Regions from separate parts of the Homo sapiens genome. Here region 1 is linked to region 2. A link is a loop called in an ENCODE intact Hi-C map of the cell type or tissue named here. Cell type or tissue: heart left ventricle. All regions are shown on one strand. Links, peaks and the distances in the headings refer to the core of each region. The heading gives the core; the rest is flanking DNA.

What was found. Hi-C counts contacts between places; a loop is a spot of excess contacts. Peaks named below come from ENCODE experiments on the same cell type or tissue, not always from the same donor. Only the 100,000 strongest peaks of a DNase experiment are listed, where the experiment ranks them.
Region 1: a loop joins it to region 2, with 4 times the contacts of the local background. A loop is called at or near these places in 3 of 110 quality-filtered maps.

What each region holds. Positions count from the first base shown.
Region 1 is chr11:57,375,559-57,390,445 of GRCh38, reverse strand. It overlaps PRG2 (proteoglycan 2, pro eosinophil major basic protein), which reads left to right. Exons shown (of 6, transcript NM_002728.6): 2 at 490-559; 3 at 1,129-1,436; 4 at 1,738-1,869; 5 at 2,581-2,692; 6 at 2,913-3,666. The coding sequence starts at 502. The coding sequence ends at 2,971. It overlaps PRG3 (proteoglycan 3, pro eosinophil major basic protein 2), which reads left to right and starts at 9,296. Exons shown (of 6, transcript NM_006093.4): 1 at 9,296-9,332; 2 at 9,665-9,798; 3 at 10,639-10,952; 4 at 11,634-11,765; 5 at 12,610-12,721; 6 at 13,538-13,677. The coding sequence starts at 9,738. The coding sequence ends at 13,596. RefSeq lists an enhancer at 9,908-11,107. In heart left ventricle, for the core only: a CTCF peak has its summit at 3,009 (motif pointing left); a DNase peak (open chromatin) is centred at 2,945; H3K27ac peaks cover 577 bases; H3K27me3 peaks cover 572 bases.
Region 2 is chr11:57,436,437-57,452,213 of GRCh38, reverse strand. It overlaps the pseudogene RNA5SP341 and the pseudogene RN7SKP259. Among named protein-coding and RNA genes, the nearest start is that of RTN4RL2, 16 kb to the left of the region's middle. In heart left ventricle, for the core only: no CTCF peak of the experiment used is centred there; no DNase peak of the experiment used is centred there; H3K27me3 peaks cover 429 bases.

The sequences.
Region 1 (14,887 bases), core at 1-8,000, 58 kb after region 2:
GCCTTGCACATTCCTTCTGCGGGATGTGAAAGTGCTCCTTGGCTGGGGAAAGGAGATGGTGGAGACATGGAGGAGGGTGTGGGTGGCTTCTTGAACTCTGAGGAGGGGACATACCTTCTAAGTCCTATGTGTTCCTAGGAAAGCCAATAATCATTGCTTCTCCCGCCTTTTTTATGTCATAGACTCTGAGGGACCCATTAAGTACAAACAAATAAGCGTAATAGTCCCTTCTTTACTTCCGGGCCTGAAGGAAAGCCAGCCTCAGCCACCCCTCAGGGTTTGCTGCGTTCTGTTTAGAAAGAGGTCCTTGCGTCCTGGATCCTGGAGCATCAGGAGCTGGGCTTGGCATGAGCTTTTCTGGCCCATCCTGATTTCTATTCAGGCCTTCTTTTTCTCCACCTCACTCCCACGGTCCCCTAATGGTGTGATTGTGATGTGTGTGCATGTGTGTCTGTGTGTGTCAATGACAAACTGTGTTCTCCGTTGCAGGATAAAGCCAAGATGAAACTCCCCTTACTTCTGGCTCTTCTATTTGGGGCAGTTTCTGCTCTTCATCTAAGTAAGTGTTTTTTGCCTTCAGTCTTTCTTTCTCTGTTTTTTCCCTTTCTATGGTAGATGGGGTCAGAGTTACACACCCACCCCCTTCTTTGATCGTCTTCTATTTCTGAATTTCTGTGTGCTTAAAGGGATGGGGACTCTATGGCCAGGAGTTGAAAGGATTTCTCAAGGCGTCTGTTATGTCTGTGGTCTTGGTTCTACTGTGACATTCCCAATTTTGTCCTTTCTCCATTATGCTTACTTTGAGCTTACTGAGTGCCTTCTCTCCTTTAACTCTCTTAGCATCGCCATGAAGTAGGTGGTATTGTATACCCATTTCACAGAAATACAGCTGGTGGATGATGGAACCAGTACCCAAGCCCATGACTGCCCGACTCTAAGTCCATGCTCTTAACCACCTTGACCTTGTCAGGCAGCTTGGGTTCCCCTCATAGAGACTGGGTTCCAGGTTCCCCTTCCCAGGCAGAGTTGAGCACTCTGATGCCCAGGGCAAGGTGTGAGCTGTCTGTGGTTCTGGGGAGGAACAAGGGGAGATGTGAAGGAAGGACACTTAGCTATCCTCCCTGCCAGGGTCTGAGACTTCCACCTTTGAGACCCCTTTGGGTGCTAAGACGCTGCCTGAGGATGAGGAGACACCAGAGCAGGAGATGGAGGAGACCCCTTGCAGGGAGCTGGAGGAAGAGGAGGAGTGGGGCTCTGGAAGTGAAGATGCCTCCAAGAAAGATGGGGCTGTTGAGTCTATCTCAGTGCCAGATATGGTGGACAAAAACCTTACGTGTCCTGAGGAAGAGGACACAGTAAAAGTGGTGGGCATCCCTGGGTGCCAGACCTGCCGCTACCTCCTGGTGAGAAGTCTTCAGACGTTTAGTCAAGCTTGGGTGAGTGGCCTATGGCTGAGGCTGAGGTGGGAGCATGGAACGGGTGTGGGATATGCCCCCAGCATTGCTATCACTGGCTCTTTTTCCCATTGAGGGCCCTGGGGGTGTCAGTAGAACCTGAGCCTCAGAGAGGTGTTGGGGTAAGAGGGGAGGGCCACCTACAAACAGAAGTTGCATTTTGGTCTCCAACCTTCAAATGGTTGTGGCAGGGGAGGGAGGGAATGAATTGTGGGGACTCAAGACCCATGTGAATTCATGTAGGAAGGATGCTCCATTCTTTGTCTTTTATCCTGCCCTGTAGTTTACTTGCCGGAGGTGCTACAGGGGCAACCTGGTTTCCATCCACAACTTCAATATTAATTATCGAATCCAGTGTTCTGTCAGCGCGCTCAACCAGGGTCAAGTCTGGATTGGAGGCAGGATCACAGGCTCGGTAAGAGAAGTGTGAACACTAAATGGGGTGCACCTGCTGATCTCAGCCAGCACTCAGCTTGCATCAGATTTGTCTGTTTTTCTCCTGTATAATCTCCAGAAGAACCAGGGATAGATGGACACCCACAGACAACACTGAGGGGGCTGCCTGGGCATTCAGGGAAGAGCTAAGGATTTAGAATCAGGAGGTTTGGGTCCAAGTTCCTTTCCATCTCTCACTATCTATGTAACTTAAGTTAGCTGGGCATGGTGGTGCATGTCTGTAATCCTAGCTACTTGGGAGGCTGAGGCAGGAGAGTCACTGGAACCTGGGAGACAGAGGTTGCGGTGAGCCGAGATGGAGCCATTGCACTCCAGCCTGGGCAACAAGAGCGAAACTCCGCCTCAAAAATAAATAAATAAATAAATAAAATAAAAAAAAAATTAAAACAAGACCATGAGTTTGTTTCCTCATCTCTAGGATGAGTTGGCAACCCTTGTTCTACCTTTTGTTAGGGCTGGAAGGACAAGCCTGTCACTGGGATGCATAGAATCTGATGGTGATAATTGCCGTGGATCAGCATTTCAGATGACTAGGACAGTTCCCATCATGGTCCAGCAGGGAAGGGCCCATTGCCCGGTGGGCAGCAGAAAGAGCTGGCAGATACGGGGCCAGGTCTGCTTCTCTGCCTTCCCTCTGCCCCATCCCTTCTTCCCCTCTTGCTTTCTCCAGGGTCGCTGCAGACGCTTTCAGTGGGTTGACGGCAGCCGCTGGAACTTTGCATACTGGGCTGCTCACCAGCCCTGGTCCCGCGGTGGTCACTGCGTGGCCCTGTGTACCCGAGGTGAGGTGGGGCTGGGGATGAACGATGGAAAGGTCTGGGAGATGGGAAGTGCCCCAAGGAGGAGATGCTACAAAGAGCCTGACCCTTTGTGGGAGAGGCTTCCTGGGTCTTTTATATACTCTGACTCCACAGCAGTGTGTGGGTGGGAAAAGAGGCCCTCCTGTGGGTTGAGTTGGGATGGACAAGAGGCTGAAAGTCCCTTTCTGTTCTGCCTTCACAGGAGGCCACTGGCGTCGAGCCCACTGCCTCAGAAGACTTCCTTTCATCTGTTCCTACTGAGCTGGTCCCAGCCAGCAGTTCAGAGCTGCCCTCTCCTGGGCAGCTGCCTCCCCTCCTCTGCTTGCCATCCCTCCCTCCACCTCCCTGCAATAAAATGGGTTTTACTGAAATGGATTTATTTTCTCCTCTGATCGCGGATCCACTCTGCTTAGCCCTCATTGAAACTTCTTCCTTATCATCTCTCCCCACACCACAACTTTCATAGAAGTGTCAGAAGCTACTACTCCTTGAGGAGGAGGATGGAGGGTGGAGTTGGGTCTATGGAGCCTTTTGGAGATGGAGGAATGGGCTCAGCTAGTTCTCTTCATAGAACACCTGATTACTGGGCACCTGCATAGTGCTGCCAGGACCTTTCAAGGTTGTAGGTAGACTCCCAATGGCCCAGTTTGCATCTCTGTAACCAAAGGCCTTTTCTCTCTCTCTCTCCAACCCCAGAACTGTGGTTGGTTTTATATGTAAGGAAGTTAACATGTCCCTGGGAACAGTCCACAACATTCAGGAATGAATGTATAAGTACCGCAATCCCCGGCCCCTCAAGTGGAATAAATCTAACATGTATTGGGCACCATTTCCCAGTGGCCTGCTGTGGTAGTTGGCCTTATTCCATGCATTTTTATGGGCTGCCTTCCCTTCCTCAACTGCATTCTCTGCTCCTTCCTACTCTCTGCAACTCCCAAATAAACACTTGTACGCAACTCCCTCTCTCAGGATCTCCTTCTGGGGAAACCTGATATAAGACAGCTTGCCATGCGTCAGACTCTGAATGAGGCCTGGGAATACAAGACATAGTCCTCTGGCACTTGGGATATATGGTTATTTGTAACATAGGCACAAAAACATCTACTAGTTGTTATCGCTTATTGAGCACCCACAACATACCCCCTGCTGTGGCAGGCACCTTGCCTAGATGACCTCATGTGATCAATAATTATGAGCCCTATTTTACAGAACCAGGCTCAGAGAAGTTAGGATCTGTCAAAAGACTTGCCCAAGACTGAACCTCTAAATGCAACTCATATTGAAATTCAACTCTGCTCCAAAGCATGTTACTTTAACCCTTGTGCTTTTACAGCTGGCTACTCTCCCCTTATGGTCACACGGGGATGAAGCACGGGGGGAGGAAAGCCAGACTGTCTCACTCTTGGGTTCATCTTGGGACACAGGACACCAGCCCAGCTGGAGGTGAGGGAGCTTTAATCAGAGGGGAGGGAGGAAGGCATTCTCAACCCCTTCTGTACTAGGGAGGTCAGCAGAAGAAAATAATTCAATGTTCTAAAGCCATTTTTTTCTCCAGCATTCCTCCAATTCATAGATCTTCATATGGGATTAGGGGCTCAGAGAGGGGTGAAACAAGAACTCTATTTTTTTGGAGTGTGGTATAGAGAAGGGATGCTACTTCTCTAAGGTCACATAGTAAGTTGAGAAAGAGAGAGAAATCAAACTCAGGTTCATTTCAACTATTGTTCCACAAGAATCTGTTGATTTCAAAGATGGTGGACTATGGGTTCATCCCTGTGGTGAGTGCTGTGAGGATGCAGCTGAGGTGGAACTTTCACTCCTTGCCCTCTTGGACTTTATATTCTGGTGTGGAAAGGCATTGCTTCCCTTATTTCAATATTAACAACAAAGGGTAATAATATTTCCCATTTATTAAGCATTTACTAGGTGTCAGGTACTGTGCTAAATGTTAGGTGAACTTTGTCTTGTTCCTCATAAATCTCTGCCGCTGTGGGTGTGTACTTTGACAGAAGTTTGACTTCCAGTCCACAGAGATCTTCTTTGGGGGAGTAATATCAAGAAGGGGCACGAAGGAAGCTGCAGGGCTCCTAGTCCCATCCTGTATCTCGACCTAGGCATGTTTACATTGGTGCATTCACTGTGAAGTTTCCCTGAGCAGTCCACTCTATAGTGTGCTTTATAGGAGCACATTGTACATCCATTGAAAAATTTTTCTTGGCCGGGCACGGTGGCTCATGTCTGTAATCCCAGCACTTTGGGAGGCCGAGACAGGCGGATCACCTGAGGTCGGGAGTTTGAGACCTGCCTGACCAACATGGAGAAACCCCGTCTCTACTAAAAATACAAAAAAATTAGCCGGGTGTGGTGGCACATGCCTGTAATCCCAGCTACTCAGGAGGTTGAGGCTGGAGAATCGCTTGAACCTGGGAGGCGAAGGTTGCAGTGAGCCGAGATCGTGCCATTGCACTCCAGCCTGGGCAACAAGAGCGAAACTCCGTCTCAAAAGAAAGAAAGAGATTTTTTCTTTTTCTTAAAAAGTAAAAATCATGAAATAAGGGGACTGGGCTAATATTCCAAAATATGGGTTTGTGTGTGAATTTTCCTCTCCAGTAAGATACTAACTAAGCTCTGTGAAACTGTTTATCTATGGTTCTTTATCATTGAATCCTTGGAGTTCCTTACACTGTGCAGAGCACAGAGTAGGGGCTCAATCAACAGTGCACTCATTGCTTTTTCATAGACAAGGGCCACCCTCACTCAACTCATGTGCCAGGCATAGTTCTGAGAGCTTTGCTTAAGCTGATCTCATTAGAGGTAAGTCTTGTCATTAGCCTTAGTTTACAGATGAGAAAGCTGAGGCAGAGAGGGGCTGACCCTGGAACTTGTGATTTCATTATACATCACCCTACACTGCCTCTCAAGATGGCAAGGCCTACCGTCTGCATAATGAGGGGATGGACTGAATCTTGGAACAAGAGGCGGAGTTTGAAACCCCTGTGAACACAAATGCAAACATTAAGCCAGAGGCTTGGGGTTCCATGGATGCTGAAAGCAATGTTTTCATCATTGGCTAGATCATCTGGGGGTAACACATCTGGGTGTGTCAAAGAAAGCAAAGATTTGGGAGTCAGACAGACTAGGATCTGATGTATCATTTGTTACTAGTTGTGCAAACTTGGATAAGTCATTTGACTTCTCTGAGCTTTTGTAGTACCTATATAGACTAGAGATGGCAATACCCAATTTGTAGGATGACTTTTAAGGATTAAGCTGTTGTTAAGTAACAGATGTAAAAACCTTAATGAAGCATAGTGTCTGGTCCATGGAAGACCTTCAAAAATGTTTTTTCTTGTTTTAAATCAGACAGAAAAGGTCACTGAGGTCATTGGAATATCTTTGCCCAGGGTTTATATACAGTGAAAACAGGATCGACTTGAAAGAGGGAATGGTCTGTTCAGGAGGGAGGTTGATGAGAGGAGGCTAGAGAAACACAGCTATCCGGTGGATAAGGAGCTGGGAGCCTATGGTTCAGGCCTGTCTCTACTTGCTTGTGACCTTGGGCAACTTGTTTAAAGTCTCTGAGATGTCATTTCTCCATCTGTAAAATGAAACAACAAGGCCGGGCATGGTGGCTCCCACCTGTAGTCCCAGCACTTTGGGAGGCCAAGGTGGGTAGATCACCTGAGGTCAGGAGTTCAAGACCAGCCTGGCCAATATAGTGAAACCCCGTCTCTACAAAAATAAAAAAATTATCTGGGCATGATTGCAGGTGCCTCTAATCCCAGCTACTCGGGAGGCTGAGGCCGGAGAATTGCTTGAACCTGGGAGGCGGAGGTTGTAGTGAGCCGAGATCATGCCATTGCACTCCAGCCTAGGTGACGGAGCAAGATTCTGTCTCAAAAAAAAAAAAAAAAAAAAAGAAAAAAGAAAAGAAAAAGAAACAATGAATGAGTGTGAGGCTCATGGTAGTATTGGTTCCTGAGAGTAGCCAACCTTATTGGTCATCCCAGCCACGAAGTGAAATGGTACCCCTGGCTTGGGCCAATGAATGAGGAAGAATAATGGCAAATGGGGGTCTATGCCTCCACCCTCCACCACTAGGGAGGTCTCAAGCTTGAAATCCAGTGACCAGGTTTTTAGGTCCTGGACCTGGCCAGTCCTCCTACAGTCAAGTAGATAAGTGGAGGGTTTGGTCCGTTGGGCTACGGAGATAGTGATCAAGGCCGTTACTCTGCAATCAGACTCAGAAATGGCCTCTCAGTTACTTCTCCATTTGTGGGTCTTTTGGAAGAGCAGAGAAGAGGAAGGAATTTAGGTCTTCTCACCCTCTGGGCTGCCTGTCCCTGCTCCCTGAGCCATGGAGGGCTGGGGTGGAATATGGGGAATAAATCTGTACTTTTTTTTTTTTTTTTTTTTGAGACAGAGTCTCGCTCCGTCGCCCAGGCTGGAGTGCCGTGGCGTGATCTCTGCTCACAGCAGCATCTGCCTCCCGGGTTCAAGTTATTCTTCCACCTCAGTCTCCTGAGTAGCTGGGATTACAGGTGCCCACCACCACGCCCGGCTAATTTTTGTATTTTTAGTAGAGACAGGGTTTCACTGTGTTGGGCAGGCTGGTCTCAAATACCTGACCTCAGGTGATCCACCCGCACATGCCTCCCAAAGTGCTGGAATTACAGGCATGAGCCACCGTGCCCGGTCCTACCAATCTGCACATTTTAATTGACAAGGGTCACCCTCCACTCATGTGCCAGGCATAGTTCTGAGAAGCATCCCACAAGGATGCCTCTGAGTTCACCCTGACAAGTCCACTAGCTCTTGGCAGAGACATCTGGCAAATTCAAGGCTTGAGACATGCTGGCCTCTCTTTAAAGTGCAGCAAATTTTGTCTAGAGCTTGGTCAGTTAAAATTTTGATGTTTTGTTTTGCATTAATTTCAATTTTTAAGAAATGTTGCATTAAAATGTTATTTATCTTGAATAGTAAATTTCTTAGTGTCCCCTTAATTTCTTAGTGTGTCTGAGTTGAGAGCCTCCCCTGCCTGATTCTAGTCCAGACCCTGGGGTGACAGAAGACTGGTGGGAGATGGGAGGTGAGGAGGGGAGTGTTGGTTGGAGAGGATGATCTACAGAGTGCTGGAGAGACTCTGTATGGAGCTTTTCATGCTGCCTGTTTGCCAGCCCTGAAGCTATGCCTTGAGGTTGGGCAAGGTGGCATATCCTAGATCAGAGATCCTCAACTGGGGCCATTTTTCTCCCCAGAGGACATTTGGAAACATGTGGAGACATTTTTGATCATCTGCGGGGGTGGGGAGAGGGGCTACTGACATCTGGTGAGTAGAGACCAGAGGGACCATTAAACTTTCTACAACGCCCAGGACAGCCCCTCCACAATAAAGAGTTATTTGACCTCACATATTAATAGCACAAAGTTGAGGAACCTTGATCTAGATCCACAGCACAGAAGAAAGGATGTAGATTTTTCACACATTAAAGATGAGAAAGCTTGTGCCTGTAATCCCTGTGACTCAGGAGGCTGTGGCAGGAGGATTACTTGAGCCCAGGAATTCAGGGTTACAGTGAACTATCATCGCAGCACTGCACTCCAGCCTGGGTGACAGAGCAAGATTTTGTCTCTTAAAAAAAAAAAAGATGAGGACAGGCACAGTGGCTCATGCCTGTAATCCCAGCATTTTGGGAGGCCGAAGTGGGTGGATCACGAGGTCAGGAGTTCAAGACCAGCCTGGCCAGCATAGTGAAACCCCATCTCTACTAAAAATACAAAAAATTAGCCAGCTACTTGGGAGGCTGAGGCAGGAGAAGCGCTTGAACCCGGGAGGTGGAGCTTGCAGTGAGCCAAAATCTTGCCATTGCACTCCAGCCTGGGCGACAGAGCAAGACTCCGTCTCAAAAAGAAAAAAAAAAAAGATGAGAAAGAGGAAGGGAGAGAAAAAAGAGAGAGAGGAAAGAAAGAGAGAAGGTTTTGGAGTCAAAAAGACTTAGAAATTCCAGTTCTTCCACTTCCCATGGAACCTTGGCAAGTTGCCTTCTCTCTTTCTCTGAATCTCACATTTTGCCTCTGTGAAGTAGGGGTGGTACCTGGTGGAGATGATGCGGAGATGAGGGTGAGGGGTGTGTTGCACACTATGCCCCTAGGATGGGTGAGAGCTTGGGAGCACTGAACCTCCCTTTCCCCTCTTGTTTCTTCCCCCCATTGTCTCCCACCAGCTCCCTGGGATCTCCACTTCACTCTCTGGGATTCCACCAGCAGGAGGCTACTCCTGGAGTTAAGGCGTGTTGTTCAGACTGGGGCATTTTAGGGGGCATAAATAATAATTATGCCTGGACAATGGACATAACATCTAGGGCCTTCTGAAGCAAACCAGGGTGTGGGGTACCCAAACAAGGCAGTAGGCCCCAGGAGGCAGGTCCCTGCAGTCCCAGCAGAGAGCAGGGCACAGGGTTGAGAAGACTGAGCAAACTTCATTATCAGCTCCTTTGTCCCCCACTCTGTCCTGGAGCAATCATTCTGGCCTCTTCCCACTTCCCCAAAAACCCAGTATAAAGGCTGCTTCTGGCCCCTGAAGCCAGAGGCACTGAGAGTGGAGGTCTCAGACTCTTGGAAGGTGAGTTCTTTTCTGGCTGCCCAGGCAGGACCAGTGTAGGCCCTGGGAAGAAGCAGCACCTCATAGGGCAAACACGTAGGAGGCCTGTCCTTAGGAACATCATAGCTAAGCAGACCTGTCCCCGCAGGGGCAGGAGTCTGGGCTAAGGGTGATACTGGAGAGCAGCAACGGAGACTGGAAGACAAATGAAATTTGGTACCTGAGTTATCCCTCCCACCATTCCTTTTCTAGACTCTCCAGCTCAGGGTCTGTTCATGGCAAGAGGAGAAAGCAATCTTGTTTGCTCTTTAATCAAACAATTAAACAAATATTCCCTCTATACTATGTGCCAGGGGCTATACTAGACACACAAAGACAGCCCCAAGAAGGACGGTGGAGTAGTGTCCTCGCTAAAAGACAGTAGATATGCAATGCCTCTTGCTCCTGCCCTTTCTCCTGCTGGGAACAGTTTCTGCTCTTCATCTGGGTAAGTCTCTCCCTTCCCTCCTCATGCGTCTTTCCCTTTTTTCCTTTTTCCTACACTCCCCTCCCCCCGCTTTTATTTGCACTCATGAGGCCAGGACCACAGCCTTCCCTCTTTAGCTGATACAGCTCATCTCCGGTAAGATATCACTTGGACTCAGAACTGTAACCTGGAACTTTCTCTTTTTTGTTTGATTTTTTTTTGTTGTTGTTGTTTTTGTTTTTTTTTTTGTTTGTTTTTTGTTTTGTTTTGAGACGGAGTCTCGCTCTGTTGCCCAGGCTGGAGTGCAGTGGCGCGATCTCGGCTCACCACAAACTCCGCCTCCCGGGTTCAAGCAATTCTTCTGCCTCAGCCTCCTGAGTAGCTGGGACTACAGGCACATGCCACCACGCCTGGCTAATCTTTGTATTTTTAGTAGAGATGGGGTTTCACCATATTTGCCAGGCTGGTCTCAAACTCCTAACCTTGTGATTCGCCCGCCCCGGCCTCCCAAAGTGCTGGGATTACAGGCGTGAGCCACCGCACCCGGCAAACTGTAACCTGAACTTTCAGAAGGAAAAACCACCCACCTGTTAAGATGAAGGGCTGGTGACTGCCCCAGGCTTCTCACACGTGCTTTCTCCCACCTTCAAAACACACACTCGTGGTGTCGGCCAGAAGTCAGGTTCTTGTCCATTTGTGGGTGTGACCCGAGAGATCTCTCCTTACCTAACACCAAGGAAATCCTCCAGTCTTGTCTTCAGGTGGAATTCCTAGGAAAGCTCGAGCGACGTTGCTGGAGCTGTCCACGGTGCTGGAACTAGGAAGCTCTTGACCTGATGGCAGGTTACCTCTTCTTCCCAGAGAATGATGCCCCCCATCTGGAGAGCCTAGAGACACAGGCAGACCTAGGCCAGGATCTGGATAGTTCAAAGGAGCAGGAGAGAGACTTGGCTCTGACGGAGGAGGTGATTCAGGCAGAGGGAGAGGAGGTCAAGGCTTCTGCCTGTCAAGACAACTTTGAGGATGAGGAAGCCATGGAGTCGGACCCAGCTGCCTTAGACAAGGACTTCCAGTGCCCCAGGGAAGAAGACATTGTTGAAGTGCAGGGAAGTCCAAGGTGCAAGATCTGCCGCTACCTATTGGTGCGGACTCCTAAAACTTTTGCAGAAGCTCAGGTAAGTAGTAGGGAGGCTACTGCGGAGGACCTGGGGGAAAAGAGAGTACATTCAGTCTTCTGTTCCCTATTCATTTAGGCTAGTGGTTCTCAAAGCCTCGCATGCATCAGAATCACCTGGAGTTGTTGTTAAAACACAGCTTTCTGGGCCTCACCTGCACGACTTCTGATTTAGGAGGGCTGAGGTGAAGCCTGAGAATTTGCATTTACAACAAATCCCCAGGTGATGATGATATTGTTGGTCTGGGGAGAACCACCGATTTAAACAAAAGGCTTTGGTGTTAGAAACGCCTGTGTTAAATTCTGGTTCTGCCTTTTATTAGCTGTGTTACCTGGGCAAGTTGCTTTGCCTTTCAAAGCTTTAGCACCTTCATTTGTAAAACGAAGATATATAGCACCAACTTCTTAGAGTTGTGGTGAGCATTAAATGAGATAATACATGAAAAGTGTTTGGAATAGTCACTGGGCTGTAATAAACTCTCAATAAGCGGTGGTTATAATTATTATGAGTATTATCATTTCCTGTAGGATTGTCCTGACAGCTAATTAAGAAGCAAAAGATAGGATTAAGGGAGGCAAGTAGGTTTATTTTTAACCTGAAAAGGGATGCCGGGCTCTTGCCTGGAGACTCAGAAACTTGAAATAAATGAGAGGGAATTCTCTACTTTGTTTCCGTCTGCAGAATGTCTGCAGCAGATGCTACGGAGGCAACCTTGTCTCTATCCATGACTTCAACTTCAACTATCGCATTCAGTGCTGCACTAGCACAGTCAACCAAGCCCAGGTCTGGATTGGAGGCAACCTCAGGGGCTGGGTAAGTCAGGGGCCAAATCTTGGGTGCAGTAAGTTCTTTCTGAATGTGTTAAAGTAGCATCTGATGGTGCCAAGCCTCAGGCCAGCAGCTAAGGTTTCCTTAATGTGGCAGGCAATGATGTGCTGGAGATGGCTTGTACTGGCTCAGGAGAACTGATGGTGCACATCTCTTACCAACTCCATGCTCAGTGACTACATGCTTGCAGCTTGACATCAGCCATGGTGGGAGTATTTACACAAAGGAAATAGGCAATTGCTACACATCAGGGCTCCTTTCTACTCCCCATCCTCCCACCCACCCCAAGAGCTGGTATAAACATTTACCAGCATACCACTGGAGTCATGAGACAGAGTCCAGGCCCAGCTTAGTCACTTAGAAAGCTAGTTAAATAGGTTTCTTGGAGCCTCTGTTTTTTTTCAATCCCTGAAATGGGGACCTTCTTCTCTCAGGGTGGTTCTGGAATTGTGGGTGAATAAGTGGCATTATATTTGGTACGGTCCATAGATCAGCAGTATGGTCCATAGATCAGCAGTACCACCATCCCCTGGGAGCTTGTTAGAACTGCAGAATCTTGGACCCCACCACAGACCTCTTGAATCAGAACCTCCATTTTAACAAGATCCCCAGGAGATAACGTACGCACAGTAAAGTTTGAGAAGCCTGCTCTGTGTGATGGCTGAGAGAGATGGTTGCTCTTCCTGTCATTGCCTGGAAACTCTTAGGAATGGCTCTCTAGGGTGTCTGGCTCCTGGCCAGGTAGGCAGTGAGAGAAGTCAACAGGGGGTATTCCATGAGGTCCTGGATCTGAACTTCTGCCCTCTGACCTAGCCTGTCACTTCTCTAGTTCCTGTGGAAGCGGTTTTGCTGGACTGATGGGAGCCACTGGAATTTTGCTTACTGGTCCCCAGGGCAACCTGGGAATGGGCAAGGCTCCTGTGTGGCCCTATGCACCAAAGGTGAGGGGGAAGGGCACCAGGGCAGGGAGAAGGGATAGTAAAGTGGATTCTTAATACTACCCCTTTGAGCTGCCTGAACACACCTCCCCAAACTCAGACCCTCCCGCTGACTGAAGAACAAAAGTCCTGTGTGTAAGGAGGGCTGAGACATAGGGAATCCTCAAAGCAAAACCAGGTGATAGGAGTTCTGGAGACAGGGGGGTGGGCTGGATGGTGTGTGTGTGGGAAAATTCTTTGCCTCCTTTGATATGAGGGCAATAAATTCGAACAACAGGTATGACCAATGAGAGTAGCGGAAGTGGATATAAGGCGTGGATGAGAGAAAAGGAAGGATGGGGGAATTAGGGATGGCTGAGAGACAAGATGCCCACCTCCAACAGCAGACATGGGCAGCAGCATGGGTGCCAGATGTGAGTTTAGTATAGTGGCTGAGACCATATGTGCTAGAGCAAGACTGCTGCAGTTCACATCCCAGTGCTGCCACTTGCCAACTGAGATACAGGCACGTTGTTTATCTCTACTAAGCCCCCGTTTCCTCATCTGTGAAATGGGGATGATGACAGCACCCACCTCTTGGAGTCATGGTAAGGATTAAATGCAATAGTCCACCTAAGTCCATCTAATGCAGTTAGCACACAGCCTAGCTAGCAGTAAGAGCTCAGCAAATGTGAGCCAGTAGGGATGTGGGGCAAGCACACAGCTGGCAGATGACGATGGCCATAGATGGGGACATAGGGGGCCCCTGAGGAGGGAAAGAGGTGAAGCCCAGGCCAGACCCCGCAGGGCGGTGGACTTCACTGTGCTCTGTGCTGCTAGGAGGTTATTGGCGACGAGCTCAATGCGACAAGCAACTGCCCTTCGTCTGCTCCTTCTAAGCCAGCGGCACGGAGACCCTGCCAGCAGCTCCCTCCCGTCCCCCAACCTCTCCTGCTCATAAATCCAGACTTCCCACAGCATTTCCTGACTCTCGTTTCTTTATTGCTCACTTTGGGGATTACTCCAGTTCGGAAAAATCCTGGAAGCATTCACTCTCGGGAAAGTGAGCCATGGCCGAGTAGGGCGGCCCGGTGGGGGCTGGCGGCGGCGCTGGGCGGCAGAGCGGGACCTGGGGCGGCCGGAAGGCCTCCCCGGGCGTGGGGTAGGGTTGGGAGGATGGGGACAGGGGTGTGGGTGGTGGGAGTAGAGGTGGTGGAGATGGTTTGGGAGTAGGGGTGGGAGTGGGAGGTGGGGGGATGGGAGTAGGGGTGGGGGGATGGGTTTAGGGATGGTGTGGTGCAGGTGAGGGGTTGGAAGTAGGGGTAGGGGTGGGAGGTGGGGGGATGGGAGTAGGGGTGGGAGTGGGGACGTGAGGGGTTAGGAGTAGGGGTGGGGGTGGGAGATGGGGGGATGGAAGTAGGGATGGGTGTGGTGCAGGTGAGGGGTTGGGATTAGGGTTAGGGGTGGGAGATGGGGGATGGGAGTAGGGATGGGTGTGATAGAGGTGAGGGGTTGGGAGTATGGGTAAGGATTGGGGAGTGGGGGGTGGGAGTAGAAGTGGTGGAGATGGTGGTGGGGATGGGAGTAGGGTTGGGTGTGATGGAGGGAGGGGTTGGGAGTATGGGTAAGGACTGGGGGAGTGGGGGATGGGAGCTCAGTTGGTGTGGGGTGCTTTGCTGGTCCTCTTGCTTTGTTTGGATTCAGTATGCGGTGCAGGGTGGGGTGGCTTTCCAAAATAAAGGTGATGGAGCTGTTTTAAGAGTTGGTGTGGAACACTGAGGTCCCACCTAGGGGACAACACGAGGAAGTGGGGAGAAAGCAGTCTTGTCTTGGGGCAGACTGCTCCTCTGGCCCTATGCCTTTCTGGCTTCTGGTAATGGCCCCCAATTTTATTTCCAGCCACCTCTGTGAGTCCCCAGCCTCCTCTGAGGCATGTTCCCCATCCATTCCCAGGAGGGTGGTGGTCCTCCCCTTCCTTCCTCCTGGCCTACCTCTGTAGAGGGGCCACATCCTTAGGAGGGAGCGACTTCTCCCCAGCAGGGCCCTGGGCACAAAGCCAGGGTGTCTGGTAGTTCCCATTCCCAGTTCTGCAGCCCCAGGCCTCTGTGTCTCTCCGTCCCCCACTTTCTCAGACCCTGGGGACATTGAGAGACATTATTGTTGTTGCTATTAACTTTGTCACAGATGAGG
Region 2 (15,777 bases), core at 3,919-11,918:
TAAAGTCAAGATGCTTTAGCCTGTGCTCACTGTGATGATTACAATGATCACATTTATTAGGTACACTTACTACATTCCAAAGAGAGAAGTGAGCACGTTGCACAGGTGATTTATTACTATTATTATTCTTTTCTTTCTTTCTTTCTTTTTTTTGAGACAGGGTCTCACTATGTTGCGCAGGCTGGTCTCAAACTCCTGGGCTCAAGCAGTCCTCCTAGCTCGGCCTCCTGAGTAGCTGGGATTACAGGCTCATGCTACCATGCACAATAAAATCTTGTGATTTTACTGAGAGCTCCTTCGGAGATTCTGGCAGGACAGAACAGGTGCTCATATACCCTTGACTGAAGAATGGTCCTCCTCTATCAGGAAAGGTCTTCCTCTTTGACCAAGTGTGCAGTTTCGGGAGGAATGCATGCGGAGTGGTGAGGGAGAAAGGGGACACCTGCCCAGCCAGCCTGATCAGCCGAATCAACTCTGGAGATCAGTGGGGTGACAGGTGTCACAGCCAGATCATCCTCACATGTTGTGATTTTATTGAATCTTCACAACAACTCTGTGAGATAAAAACAAACATTATCTTCAATTTACAGACTAGACATCTGAGATTCAGCGAGGTTAGCCCTCCTGCCTAATTTTACACAGTTAGCAAAAAAGCTGGGTTTCAACCCCAGCCTGTGTAATTGCAGAATTTGAGCTGAATTCTGGAATTGGCATTGTATGTTGATGTTTAAAGAACTTCAGTCATTAATGTATCGCTATCATGATTTTGGGGATAGCTGTGGCTCACACATTATGTACTATGACTTAGTAATTTTAAAATTTAAATCAACTCAATTTTTAAACATGTGAATGCCTACTTTAGCATTTTTTGTAAAAGCAAGAATCCCCTTGGAATCATTCATTAAATATGTTGGTTTTGTTTTTCAGTGCGCGATAAAATGAAAACATTAACAGTATAAAGGAGTCATACGAGATCGTTTTGTACACCCCCCTTTGGGAAAAACTGAACTGCCTTATGCTCCAGCCTCCCATTCCGGTCTTATCAGCACCTGCCTGGTCTGTCTCCCAGACCTTTCCCAGCCTCACTCTGCTGGGGAAGCTCAGACCACCCTATACCTCCAGTTGCCCTCAGTCTCTGCCCTTCCCCAGGTCTTGCCTGAGCCAAATCCAGATCAAAGCCATTAGTGGACAAAGAGGACACAGATTCAGAAGGCTGCCCACTACAACAATGAATTTCCAGTTATTAAACTCCTACTGTGTGCCAGGCATTATTCCAGAAGCTTTATATACATTATCTCTATTGGCTTTTTATAATGACCCTTGAAGTGGGTATGATTTTTACTTCTATTTTATATGTTAAGAAAGTGAGGCACACAGGGGTTAAGGCATTTGCTTATCACACGATGGGTAAGTAACAGCCAGGGTTCAAGGCTAGTACTGTTGAGCCCCAAAGTCCTTTCTCTTACCACTCTGCTTTTCAGTCTTTTTATTTTTATTTATTTTATTTAATTTATTTCTTTTAGAAACATGGTCTTCCTCTGTTGCCTAGGCTGGAGAGTGCAGTGGTGCAGTCGTAGGCTCACTGCAGCCTCAAACTCCTGGGCTCAAGCAATCCTCCTGCATCAGCCTCCCAAGTAGCTGGGACTATAAGCATGCATCACCACGCCTGGCTAATTCGTTTTTATTTTTATTTTTTGTGGAGACAGAGTCTCGCTATGTTGCCCAGGCTGATCTTGAACTCCTGGCCTCAAGCTATCCTCCCACCCTGGCCTGCCAAATTGCTGGGATTACAGATGTGAGCCACCGTGCCCAGCCCTCTCTTTACTGATACATTATATTTGTACATATTTATGGGATACGTGTGATATTTTGTTACATATATAGAATGTATAATGTTCGACAGGGTATTTAGGATATCTATCACCTCAAGCATTTATCATTTCTCCCATCCAAATACTAACCAGGTTCAACCCTGCTTAGCTTCCAAGAACAAACAAGATCTGGCACATTCAGGGTGGCATGGCCGCAGACAAGCATTTATTATTTCTATGTGTTGGAATATTTTAAGTCCTCCATTCTAGCTATTTTGAAATATACAATACATTGTTGTTAACTATAGTCACCCTCCTCTGCTATCGAACATTAGAACTTATTACTTCTATCTAATTGTATGTTTGCACCCACTAACTAACCTCTCTTTCTCCCCCCCCACCCCCAGGCTTATTAATGACGAGGGTTATATAACGGCCAACAGCTTCCTCCACCATGCACTCCAAAGTGGGCCCATAAATTTTTCATCTCTCCAGGGTGTGGGGAAAAAAGGCACTCTCATTCATTACAGGTCGGGGTGTTAATTGGTACGACCACTTTGGAAGACAATTTGACAAATATCTATTAAATGTAAAATGCATATCCTCTTTGACCCAGAAATTCTCATTTTAGGAGTTTATCCTGCAATTATTCTAGAAATGTTCAAAAAGACATTTACAGATGGATAGTCAATGCAACCTTGTTTGTAAGTTTCATATGATGCTGAAGACATAACTTAAATATTATCAATAGGAGATTGGTTACACAAATTTTAGAACATCCACCTACAGCCATCAAAAAGAATAAAGAAGGTCTATACATTCCTTTTTTTTTTTTATTGAGACAGAGTCTCGCTTTGTTGCCTACCCTGGAGTGCAGTGGCGTGATCTCGGCTTACTGCAACATCTGCCTCCCAGGTTCAAGCAATTCTCCTGCCTCAGCCTCCCAAGTAGCTGGGATTACAGGCGCCTGCCACCACACCTGGCTAATTTTTGTATTTTTAGTAGAAATGGGGGTTTCACCATGATGGCCAGGCTGGTTTCGAACTCCTGACCTCAAGTGATCCACCCATCTCAGCCTCCCAAAATGCTGGGATTACAGATGTGAGCCACTGTGCCTGGCCAGGTCTATATGTTCTTATATTGAGCAGTACCAGAGATACCAAGTTAATAAAATAATGTACAGAACAATTTAATAATATGCTACTATTGATGTCAAAAGCTTGTGGGATGAAATATAGATATAATAATTATACACATATGCCAATGCATGCATGGATATCTCTGGAAGAACATGGAGGACACGGGTAACAACAGCTGCCCAGAATCATGTATCGGAAGGACTCTGGTTGAGAGGGCAGGGCTGGGGAATGGTTTGCCGCAGGGTTTGCCCAGCCATCAGACTGTCCTCGAGACTCAGGCTAATTTGAGGAGTGTGGGAATATGAGTAACAGAGGTCATGGAGAATCCTAACTTCTCCCAGTGCCACCTTCACCCACATGTCCACACCAGCCCCACAGGCACTTCCCGATGGATGAAATCTGGTTGTTTAAAAGGTGTGTGGGGCCTGGCATGGTGGCTCATGCCTGTAATCCCAGCACTTTGGGAGGCCGAGGCGGGTGGATCACCTGAGGTCGGGAGTTTGAGACCAGCTTGGCCAACATGGCAAAACCCTGTCTCTACCAAAAATACAAAAATTAGCCGGACGTGGTGGCGCATGCCTGAAATCCCAGCTACTTGGGAGGTGGAGGCAGAAGAATCGCTTGAACCCGGGAGGCGGAGGTTGCAGTGAGCTGAGATATCGCACCACTGCACTCCAGCTTGGGCAACAAGAGCCAAACTCCGTCTCAAAAAAAAAAAAAAAAAAGGGTGTGTGGCACCTCTGTCCACCAACTCTCTTTTGCTCTTCTGCTTCGGCTCTGGCCATGTGACACGCCTACTCCTGCTTCACCTTCTGCCATGAGTAAAACTTCCTGAGGCCTCCCAGAAGCTGAGCAGATGCTGGCGCCATGCTTTCTGTATAGCCTGCAGAACCATGAGCCTCAGGCTAATTTGAGAGGTTTGGGAATATGAGTAACAGAGATCATGGAGAATTCTAACTTCTCCCAGTGTTGCCTCTCACCGACATGACCACATCAGCCCCGCTAGGCACTCCGTTAATGGGTAGGAGGCTTGCTTGCTTGCTTGCTTGCTTTTTCTTTCTTTCTTTCTTTCCTTCTTTCTTTCTTTCTTTCTTTCTTTCTTTCTTTCTTTCTTTCTTTCTTTCTTTCCTTCTTTCTTTCTCTTTCTTTTTCTCTTTCTTTCTCTTTCTTTCTTTCTCTCTTTCTCTCTTTCCCTTCCTTCTTTTTCTTCTTTCTTTCTCTTTCTCTCTCTCTTTCCCTTCCTTCTTTTCTTTTCCTTCTTTCTTTCTTTTCTCTTTCTTTCTTTCCCTTCCTTCCTTTCTTTTCTTCCTTTCTTTCTCTTTGTTTCTTCCTTTCTCTTTCTCTCTTTCCCTTCCTTCTTGTCTTTTCTTTTCCTTCTTTCTTTCTTTTTTCTTTCTTCTTTCTTCTCCTCCTCCTCCTTCTTTTTCTTCTTCTTCTCTCTCTGACTCTCTCTCTGTCTCTCTCTCTTTCTTCTTTTTTTTTTTGAGATGGAGTCTGGCTCTGTTGCCCAGGCTGGAGTGCAGTGGTACAATCTCGGCTTACTGCAACCTCTGCCTCCCAGGTTCAAGCATTTCTCCTGCCTCAGCCTCCCGAGTAGCTGGGATTACAGGCGCCCGCACCACACCTGGCTAATTTTTGTATTTTTAGTAGAGACAGGGTTTCGCCATGTTGGCCAGGCTGGTCTAGAACTCCCAACCTCAGGTGATCCACCCACCTCAGCCTCCCAAAGTACTGGGATTACAGGCGTGAGACACCGTGCCCAGCCAGGAGGCTTATTTTCTTGATAAATTACCCAGTCTCAGGTATTTCTCTACAGCGATGCAAGAACAGCCTAATACATCCAGGCTCAGCATCAGTGGACCCAGGTGGGAGAGCTTAAGATGTCAAGGTCTGAATGCCGCTTCCACACACCTTTGGGACCTAGGTACTCCCTCTCTTTTTCTTTTTTCAGTAGAAGATGTTATCTTCTCCTTTCTCTGACCAGTAGTTGGTGATGGTTTCAGAGATAGTTTTTCAGTCAAGATATATTTCAGTGGCTTCACTGAGCCCAAGTTCCCTCGCCTCTCTAGGACTTTATTTCCTTGTTTCTAGAAGAGGGATAACACATATTTTCTAAGGTGGTTGTGAGATTAAGGGAGCTGGTACCGGGTGGTGCATAAGGACAGGATAGAGCAATGGTGAGACCACTCAAAAAGCGAAAAGTTGACCTGCGAGGGTGACACTTATCAAATCAGCACACAGTGGGAGTGGAAGGAATGTCCCTCATCAGTTACAATATTTGGAGAGTGCAAGTTATAGAAAACCCAGCCCTGGCCGGGCGCGGTGGGTCATGCCTATAATCCCAGCACTTTGGGAGGCTGAGGCAGGTGGATCACGAGGTCAGGAGTTCAAGACCAGCCTGACCAACGTGGTGAAACCCCACCTCTACTAAAAATACAAAATTAGCTGGGCGTGGTGGTGTGTGCCTGTAATCTGAGCTACTCAGGAGGCTGAGGCACGAGAATCACTTGAAACCGGGAGGTGGAGTTTGCAGTGAGCCGAGATCGCACCACTGCACTCCAGCCTGGGCAACAGAGCGAGACTCCATCTCAAACGAAAAAAAAAAAAAGAAAGAAAACCCAGCTCTAACTGGCTTAAACAGTAAGAAGATCTATTATATTATCCATCTCAGGCAGCAGCAAGCCCAGAGGTAGGGGACTCCAAGGTTGGTTGATCCAGGGCTTAACGATGTCATCAAAGACCCAGGTTCTTTCTGTCTCGGCACCTCTGTCTGCAGGGCCAGCTTCATCCTAAGCCAGATTGTTCTTGTCTTGATTACAAGTTGGCTGCTGGGCCAGCAGACGCTGCCTGCCTCCCTGTTCATCTTCAGAAGTAGAAAGTGGCCCTTCCCCAGTCATGGAATGAAAGAGTTTCCTTTCTGTCTGGGATTGCTTAGGTCCACCCACCTGAAGCCAATGACTGTCACCAGGAAGGTAATATACACTGATTGTCTTAAGTCAGGGTTCCTGAGCCAGTCTTGGGCAAGGAGTGTGATACTGTCATGATTGTCTTGGGCTCATCAGGGCAGCTCTGCAGATGAGATCAAACTCCAAGCTACATTATTCTGAACAGTGGGAAGTAGGAAAGAGACATTTTGGGAGATACAAAACACAATGTCTATCCCATATCCCTAGGTCCAGGTCACAGTGTCTTGGTTGGACATCAAATGTAGAAAAAGAAAGACTGTCCATCCATTTATCTACCTATTCATCTGGTTTTTGATTTTTTTTAAATTTTATTTTAAGACAGTCTCACTCTGTCACCCAGACTGGAGTGCAGTGGTTTGATCATGGCTCATGGCAGCCTCAACCTCCCAGGCTCAAGTGACCCTCCCATGCTCAAGTGATCCTCCTACCTCAGCCTCCCAAGTAGCTAGAACTAAAGGTGCATGCCACCACGCTCAGTTAATTTTTGCATTTTTTGTAGAGATGGGGTTTCGTCATGATGCCCATGCTAGTCTGGAATTCCTGAACTCAAGCAATATGCCTGCCTTTGCCTCCCAAAATGCTGGGATTGTAGGCATGAGCCACTGCTCCTGGCTCATCTGTTTAATAATTTATGAAACAACTACTGGGTGCTGAGCACGGGGCCAGGGGCTGGAGATCTAGCAGGGACCAGGCAGATCTCTGCCAAGTCCTTGGTTTCTTAAAGGTTTTGCTCATAATTCCCCTTTTCTTTTCTCTTTCGTTTTTTTTCTTTTCTTTCTTTCTTTCTTTTTTTTTTTTTGAGACAGAGTCTCACTCTGTTACCCAGGCTGGAGTGCAGTGGTGCGATCTCAGCTCACTGCAACCTCTGCCTCCTGGGTTCAAGCGATTCTCCTGCCTCAGCCTCCCGAGTAGCTGGGACTACAGGCGCCTGCCACCATGCCCGGCTAATTTTTGTGTTTTTAGTAGAGACTGGGTTTCACCATATTGGCCAGGCTGGTCTTGAACTCCTGACCTTGTGATCCGCCCGCTTCGGCCTCCCACAGTGCTGGGATTACAGGCGTGAGCCACGGCGCCCAGCCAGTTTCCCTTTTCAATGAGGCCTCCCTGACCTCCATACTCTACTCCTCCACCTGGCCCACTCAGCTCTACTTTTTCTTCCCCATAGCACTCAAGACCTCCTAACATACTACATAAGTTATTTATTTACTAGGCTTACTGTGTATTGTCTGTCTTCCTCTACTAGAATGTAAACTCCATGAGAATAGAAATTTTTGCCTTTTTATTTAGTGTGGTGTCTGCAGCCCCTGGCTTAGTCCCTGGCATACAACAGTCACTCCACCCACAGTTGCTGAATAAGTGACTAAAGGTCCCTGCCCTCATATTGTTATGAGGGAGTGTGCATGTTGTTAGAGAAAAATCTGAGGCACAATAAAATTTTATAGAGTTTAAGTTTTCTTTTTTAAGCAATCCACGAATTGGGGTAGTTTCAGAGGTAGTTTTTCAGTCATGACGTATTTCAATGGCTTCACTGAGCCCAAGTTCTTTCACCTCTCTAGGACTTTATTTCCTTATTTCTAGAACGGGGATAACACATAGTTCATAAGGCAGTTATGAGAGTAAGGGAGCTGGTATGGGGTGATGCATAAGGACAGGATAGAGCAGTGGTGAGACCGCTCAGATGACAAAGCGTCAGAGACCAGTATTTACGACGGAAATGTGGAAGCATGATAAAGAAATTATTTGGGCTGGGCACAATGACTCACAACTAATAAAACTTTGGGAGGCCAAGGTGGGAGGATCACTTGACTTGCAGAAGGTCAAGGCTGCAGTGAGCTGTGATTTTGCCACTGCACTCCAGCCTGGTCAACAGAGTGAGACCCTGGCTCGAAACGTTATTTGATTGGTTACAGTTATACAGTTGCCTTATTTGGTCTATTCCATTTGAAAGTTCCTAGTTCTATAATTTTAAGTTTGTTGGCTGTTTCTGATTGGTTAAGCTTAAGTTTTGTTTTCCTTTAATACAGTTAAGTGCCCCATAATGACATTTTGGTCAAGGACAGACCACATATACAGTGGTAGTCCCATAAGATTATAATGGAGCTGAAACATTCCTATTGTCTATGGTGTAGTGGTCCTGATGTTGTAGCGCAATGCATTAGTTATATGTTTGTGGCAATGCTGGTGTAAACACACCTACTGCACTGCCAGTGATATAAAAGAATAGCACATACAGTTATATATAGTACATAATATCTGATAATGATAATACATAACTATATTACTGGTTTATATATTTACTATATTATTTATCTTTATTTTATTTTTGAGACAGAGTCTCATTCTGTCACCCAGGCTGGAGTGCAGTGGCGCGATCTTGGCTCACCGCAACCTCCGCTTCCTGGGTTCAAGTGATTCTCCTGCCTCAGTCTCCTGAGTAGCTGGGATTACAGGTGTGCACCATGACACCCTGCTAATATGTTTTGTATTTTTAGTAGAGATGGGGTTTCACCATGTTGGCCAGGCTGGTCTTGAACTACTGACCTCAAGTGATCACCCCGCCTCGGCTTCCCAAAGTGCTGGGATTACAGGCGTGAGCCACCACGCATGGCCTATTTATAATTATTTTAGAGTGTACGCCTTATACTTATAAAAAAAAGCTAACTGTCAAACAGCCTCGGGCAGGTCCTTCAACAGATATTCCAGAAGACATTGTTATCATAGGAGATGACAGCTCCGTGCATATTATTGTCCCTGAAAACCTTCTAGTGTGGAAGTGGAAGACAGTGATATTGATGATAGGACCCAGTGTAGGCCTAGGCTAATGTGTGTGTTTGTGTCTTTGCTTTTAACAAGAAAGTTTAAAAAGTTAAAATAAAATACAAAAATTTTTAAATAGAAAAAAGCTGCCCAGGAACAATGGCTCACACCTGTAATCCCACCATTCGGGGAGGCCAAGGTGGGTGGATTGCTTGAGCTCAGGAGTTCAAGACCAGCCTGGGCAACATGGTGAAACCCCATCTCTACAAAAAATACAAAAATTAGCCGGGTGTGGTGGCATGCGGCTATAGTTCCAGCTAATCGAGGGGCTGAGGTGGGAGGATCACTTGACCCCAGGTGGTTGAGGCTGCAGTGAGCAGTGATTGTGCCACTGCACTCCAGCTTGGGTGACAGAGTGAAACCCTGTCTCAAAAGAAAAAAAAATCTTAAAGAATAAGGATATAAAGAAAGAAAATATTTTTGTGTAGCTGTTCAATGTTTGTATTTCAAGCCAAGTGTTATTACAAAACAGTCAAAAGTTTTTAAAAATTTAAAAGTTTATAAAGTAAAAAAGCTAAGTAAGCTAGGGTTAATTTTTTTATCGAACAAAGAAAAATATCTTTGTATAAACTTAGTGTAGTCTAAGTGTACATTGTTTTTATTTTATTTATTTTTTATTTTTTTGAAATGGAGTTTCACTCTTGTTGCCCAGGCTGGAGTGCAATGGCATGATCTTGGCTCACGGCAAGCTCTGTCTCCTGGGTTCAAGCGATTCTCCTGCCTCAGCCTCCCAAGTAGCTGGGATTATAGGCACCCGCCACCATGCATGGCTAGTTTCTTTGCATTTTTTTTTTGAAATGGAATTTTGCTCTTTGACCCAGGCTGGAGTGCAATGGTGCAATCTGGGCTAAATGCAACCTCCACCTCCCAGGTTCAAGAGATTCTCCTGCCTCAGCCTCCTGAGTAGCTGGGATTACAGGCATGCACCACCACACTCGGCTAATTTTTGTATTTTTAGTAGAGACAGGGTTCTCAACTAAAGAGAACCATGTTGGCCAGGCTGGTCTAGAATTCCTGACCTCAGGTGATCCACCCACCTCGGCCTCCCAAAGTGCTGGGATTGCAGGCATGAGCCACCATGCCCAGCCAGTATACAGTGTTTATAAAGCCTCCAGTAGTGTACAGCAATGTCCTAGACCTTCACATTCACTTACTACTCACTCACTCACTCACCCAGAGCAACTGCCAGTCCTGCAAGCTGCATGCATGATAAGTGCCCTATATAGGTGAACCATTTTTTAATATTTTATACTATATTTTTACTGCACCTTTTCTATGATTAGCTACACAAATGCTTACCATTGTGTTACAACTGCCTACAGTAATCAGTACAGTACTATGTATGGGTTTGTAGCCTAGGCTATACCATGTTGCCTACGTGTGTAGTCGTCTATACTGTCTAGTTTGTACACTCTATCATGTTTGCATAAAGATAAAATCACCTAATGACACATTTCTCTGAGTGCATTCCTGTTGTTAAGCAACACATGTATAAACATTTACAAGAAATAGCTCAAATTTTTTTTTCTTTTGATACAGGGTCTTGCTTTGTCACCCAGGCTGGAGTGCAGTGGCGCAATCTCGGCACACTGCGACATCTACCTCCCCGGTTCAATCGATTCTCCGGCCTTAGCCTCCTGAGTAGTTAGGACTACAGGCACGCACCACCACGCCTGGCTAATTTTTTTGTATTTTTATTAAGAGATGGGGTTTTGCCATGTTGGCTAGGCTGGTCTCGAACTCCTGACCTCAGGTGATCTGCCCGCCTTGGCCTCCCAACATGCTGGGATTACAGGCATGAGCCACCATGCCCAGCCATTACGTTTTTTTGGTTGTTTAATTTTTTTTTTTTTAAGAGACAGATTCTCACTCTGTCATCAAGGCTGGAGTGCAATGGCACAACCATAGCTCACTGCAGCCTCCAACTCCTGGGCTCAAGGGACCCTCCTGCCTCAGCCTTCCCAGTAACTGAGACTACAGGTGTGAGCCACCATGCTCAGCTAATTATTTTTTATCTTTTATTTTTTGTAGAGGGGGGGTCTTTCTATGTTGCTCAGGTTTGTCTCAAACTCCTGGGCTCAATCAATTCTCCTGCTTTGGCCTCCCAAAGGGCTGGGATTACAGGTGTGAGCCTGAAAACCTTCTAGTGTGGAAGTGGAAGATAGGCCCAGGCCACTTATGTTTTCAAGTTAAGCAAGGTTTAGGTCACTTATGAAGCCTGACTAGTTTTGTTTGCTTAAGGGATCTGCAGGCCTGACCTCGGTTTTCATTTGTTTTAACAGTGTCTATGTGTATGTGTGTGTTTATGTACGTGCATGATGGGGGGAAAGCTCAGAAATCAAGTAAGCCAAACACAAACATGTAATTATAAGCAGGGATAAATTCTATGATGAAGAAGTATGGGCCACGGGAGAGTACTTGTGCCAGTCTGGTGATCAGGAACAATGTCCTTTGGGAAGTGACATTTGAGCCATGCCCTGAAGTATGGTAGGAGTTGGTTAGGGGTGAGGCAGTAAGACCCAGAGCTGGGGCTTCCTGCACAAGCTCAGCTGGGCACTGAGGACCCAGTGGACTCTGCTACAGGGCAGTGAGGAGCAGAAAGGCTGAGGAAGGCTGGGTGTGGTGGCTCACACTTGTAATCCCAGGGCTTTGAGAGGCTGATGGGGGAAAATCGGTAGAGCTCAGGAGTTTGAGACCAGCCTGAGCAACATAGCAAGACTCCATCCCTGTAAAAAGCTTTTAAAAATTAGCTGGGTGTGGTGGTATGCATCTGCAGTCTCAGCTACTCAAGAGGCTGGGGTAAGGATTGCTTGAGCCTAGGAGGTGGACGCTGCAGTGCGCCATGATTGTGCCACTGTACTCCAACCTAGGAGACAAAGCGAGATCCTGTCTCAAAACTGAATGAATAGGCTGTGTGCGGTGGCTCACTCCTGTAATCCCAGCACTTTTGGAGGCTGAGGTGGGTGGATCACCTGTGATTGGGAGTTTGAGACCAGCCTGGCCAATATGGTGAAACCCGATACAAAAATTAACTGGGCATGGTGGCTCACATCTGTAATTCCAGCTACTCGGGAGGCTGAGGCATGAGAATGTCTTGAACCCGGGGGGCAGAGGGTGCAGTGAGCTGAGATCGCACCACTGCACTCCAGCCTGGGAGACAGCGAGACTCCATCTCAAAAAAAAAATAATAATAATAACAATTAAAAAAAAATTAAAAGGCCAGGGAGCACTGGCAGCCTGTCCAAGGTTTCAGGTCACTTTAGTAAAGGGAGAACAATGGCTCCTCCCAGGACCTCTGGGATCTCAGCATTGATACGACAGTCATGGAAATGCTAGGGCCCAGGCAGACCATCTCAGGGAAAACAAGTGGCTCTGCCCTGCCTTGGCCACTTCCTGGCCCTCTGCATGCCCCAGGGTCTCAGCACCAAGCTGTTCTCAGTGAGTAGCTCTCATTTAGTGCCAGGGCTCTCGGGCTTACATCCTACGATGACGATGGAATGCATAAAGGATGGGGCTGTGATAGCCCAGAGCTAGGGGTTCGAATCTCATGAGATGTTCATGGAGCCCTGGGAGGGAGCTCAGTGCAAGTTCATTTCTCTTTTTTGGTTGAGATGGGGCTCAGAGGAGGAAGGACTTGTTCAAAGACACACAGGGAGTGTTTCAGTGTGGGACGGAGGTTTATGGAGAAAGGGTGACCATCCAAGGCTTGGACAAAGATCATGACTTCGACCAGCAAGCCTCAACTCTGTAGACTTGGTGGGGGCCAGGCCCTCCCAAACACACCTGACAGGTGTCTGTGGTCTTGGGGACATTGTCGCTCCCCTTCCTGCTGATGCTCTGCTGTCCCTCTCCCATGAAGCGTATCTCTTCGCCGTCTCCCATCCTTGCTGAGAGAGGATGGGTTCTCTTCTGACCAATACTGAAGATCTTTAGTAAAGTTCTCTTTTTTTTCATTTTCTGAAAGTCCCTCTCTTGAGAAATCAGGACAAGTGAGTCAGGGCCAGGACAAAAAACAGTGTGGGACGAGTGTGGTGGCTCACGCCTGTAATCCCAGCACTTTGGGAGGCCAAGGTGGCGGATCACTTGAGGTCATGAGTTTGAGACTAGCCTGGCCAACATGGTGAAACCTCGTCTCTACAAAATACAAAAATTAGCCAGGCGTGGTGGTGCATGCCTGTAATCCCAGCTATTCGGGAGGCTGAGGCAGGAGAATCACATGAACCCAGGAGGCGGAGGTTGCAGCGAGCTGAAATTGGGCCACTGCACTCTGGCCTCTTGGCAACAGAGCCAGACTACCTCTCAAAACAAAAACAAAAACAAACGACAAACAGTGTAGACTTTGTGTTTTTCTCAAAAGCACTGTCAAGCCAGTGCCCGCAGCAGTGGGCCTAGACACCTCCAGTCTTGCCTCAGGGTCAGTTTCCAGCCTCCCTGGACACTTCCCCCAGGTATGTGTACTTTTTGATTGTCCTAAATCCAGAGTCTGTGGCCTGACCTGGTTTGTCACAGCTCTCAGTCCCTCCCCATCCCGAATCCCAGGGAGCCGCAGGTGTGTGCAGAAGAGGCACACCACACTCAATACATCTTGCATCCTCGCTGGACCCAATCCATTGGCTTGGTGATGTACAGACTGAGCCTCATTATAGCCGTTCGTTCCTGTTGACCTTTCCAGATCAATCTGCCAGCTTGGCTTCTCCGAGTTTCGCTTGTCAGCATTTCTCCAATCCCATCATGTACTTTGGACCTCTTTGTTGGGTGGCTTGCTTTATCTGAAATTTTCAGATTTGACTTCAGGTCTCTCCTTTGTCCCTTAATATGGCTTAATGGTGGACCCTGTCAGGGGTAGAGAAAATATTGAGGAGCCCTGACTTTGAGGTGCACAAGTTAGAGGGTTAGACAAGTCCAGCCACAACCAGCCCAAGCTGCAGTGTAGGGAGGCCTGTCCAGCTGCTCCACGGTTGAGGGTGGAGCATACAGGAAGGCTTCCTTCTTGCTGCAGCCCAGGTGTTCTGGCTGCCCTAGCTGCCTGGCTTTGGTAGAAGAAAGAAAGGCTCTGTCTCTGACTTGTCAACTAATGGCACTATGAGATTGCACATAATTAACCTGGGTCTGCTCTTCCAAAAGCCTTGGGCCTCTGACTGCAACATGGAGTCTGGGTATCACTCCCCATCCCTGCGCCACTCACCTGCTCTGGCGCTAGGCGTGTGCCTAATCACTTAATTTCTCTGTGCTGCCTCTTAGGTATCACTTCCCCTGATCCCAAATACTTACCAGGTGTGGGATGATACCTGACTAGTTACTCCTTGGAGGTATCTGCTTCTCACCGGGGACTCCGAAACCAAACGAAAAGCAAGGCCAAGCCCAGCCTAAAGGACGCTTCCTACATGACTTCAGGCTTGCGGGGGCTGGAGCGTGGGGGTGGCAATGGAGTTGGGGGGGGCTCAGGGAGGGGATGTGGAAGTGCTTTGCTTTGCAAACTCTAGAGAGCCGTGTAAATAGGAGTGATTATTCTGTCCCTTCCCTTTCTTTCCAACAGGAATCAGCATCCCACAGCCCATGTTCAGCTATGAAGAATGGAAACTGAGGCTCCGGGAGGGGTATAGGGAGGAGCCAGCAGGGTCTTGAGTTCATATTAGTGCCCTTTCCTCCATAGGCACATCTGTGTTTTCTTTTATTTTATTTTGAATTTAATTTTTTTTTTTTTTGGCAGAGTCTTGCTCTGTCGCCCAGGCTGGAGTGCAGTGGCGCGGTCTCAGTTCACTGCAATCTCCGCCTCCTGGGTTCAAGTGATTCTCCTGCCTCAGCCTCCCGAGTAGCTGGGATTACAGGTGTACACCACCACACCCAGCTGATTTTTGCAATTTTAGTAGAGACAGGGTTTCACAGTGTTGGCCAGGCTTGTCTTGAAATCCTGACCTCAAGTGATCTGCTAGCCTCGGCCTCCCAAAGTGCTGGTATTATAGGTGTGAGCCACTGCGCTCGGCCACATCTGTGTTTTAAATGAGAGGAAAGGGGATAATGTGCATTTTGTGGAAGCTTGGGCCGTTTGTGTCTAGGACTCTTATGATCTTCATAAGTTTTCCCCCAGGGAGGACACTGTTCCACTTAGGGAGTCAGGACCCCCAGTCCTTACAAGATTCAGCCTCTCAAAATGGAGACAGCAGTTCCAGGCCTGGGCTGGGTTCTGTTCACACTAGGAGAGGGCAAGTGAGTGGTGTTTGGGATGTGGGGAAGTATTATGAAAACAGAGATGCTCCAATTCCTAGTGATAGGAAACCATTAAGCTACTTGGCATCTTAAAACCAAGAGCGGTTCAAGTTCTGAGATTGTTAACACACCTTACAACACCGCCGCCGTTATTAGGAAGAAGCTCTGTTTGATGACGTCCCACACTGTGGGTACCTTTATGAACAGGAATTTGCTTTTTCAAATCCCAGAGAAGTAAGATTAAAGTTGGCTGTTCTCCATCCTTGAAAAATTTGGTTTTAGGGTGAATTCAAGAATGACTGACCATACAGAATGGGGAGCAAACTTGGGAAGAAAGAAGGCACAGTTCAGAGCTCTCCCAATAGTCACCCCTGAACTGCACCCGGACCATCAGTTATCTCTGTGGGTAGAGCTCAGGAATCTAAAATCCATTTTAAAATTAAAGTATATCGGGGCTGGGCGCGGTGGCTCATGCCTGTAATCCCAGCACTTTGGGAGGCCGAGGTGGGAGGATCACGAGGTCAGGAGTTTGAGACCAGCCTGGCCACATGGTGAAACCCCGTCTCTACTAACAATACAAAAATTAGCCAGGCATGGTGGCAGACACCTGTAGTCCCAGCTATTCGGAAGGCTGAGTCAGAAGAATTGCTTGAACCTGGGAGGCAGAGGTTGCAGTAAGCCAAGATTGTGCCACTGCACTCCAGCCTGGGCAACAGAGGGAGACTCTGTCTCAAAAAAAAAAAAAAAAAAATTAAAGTATGTCATACATACTGTTACAGGCACAGACCTTAAGCGTACAGCCCAGTGAAATTTTACACATCTATACAGCTATATAAC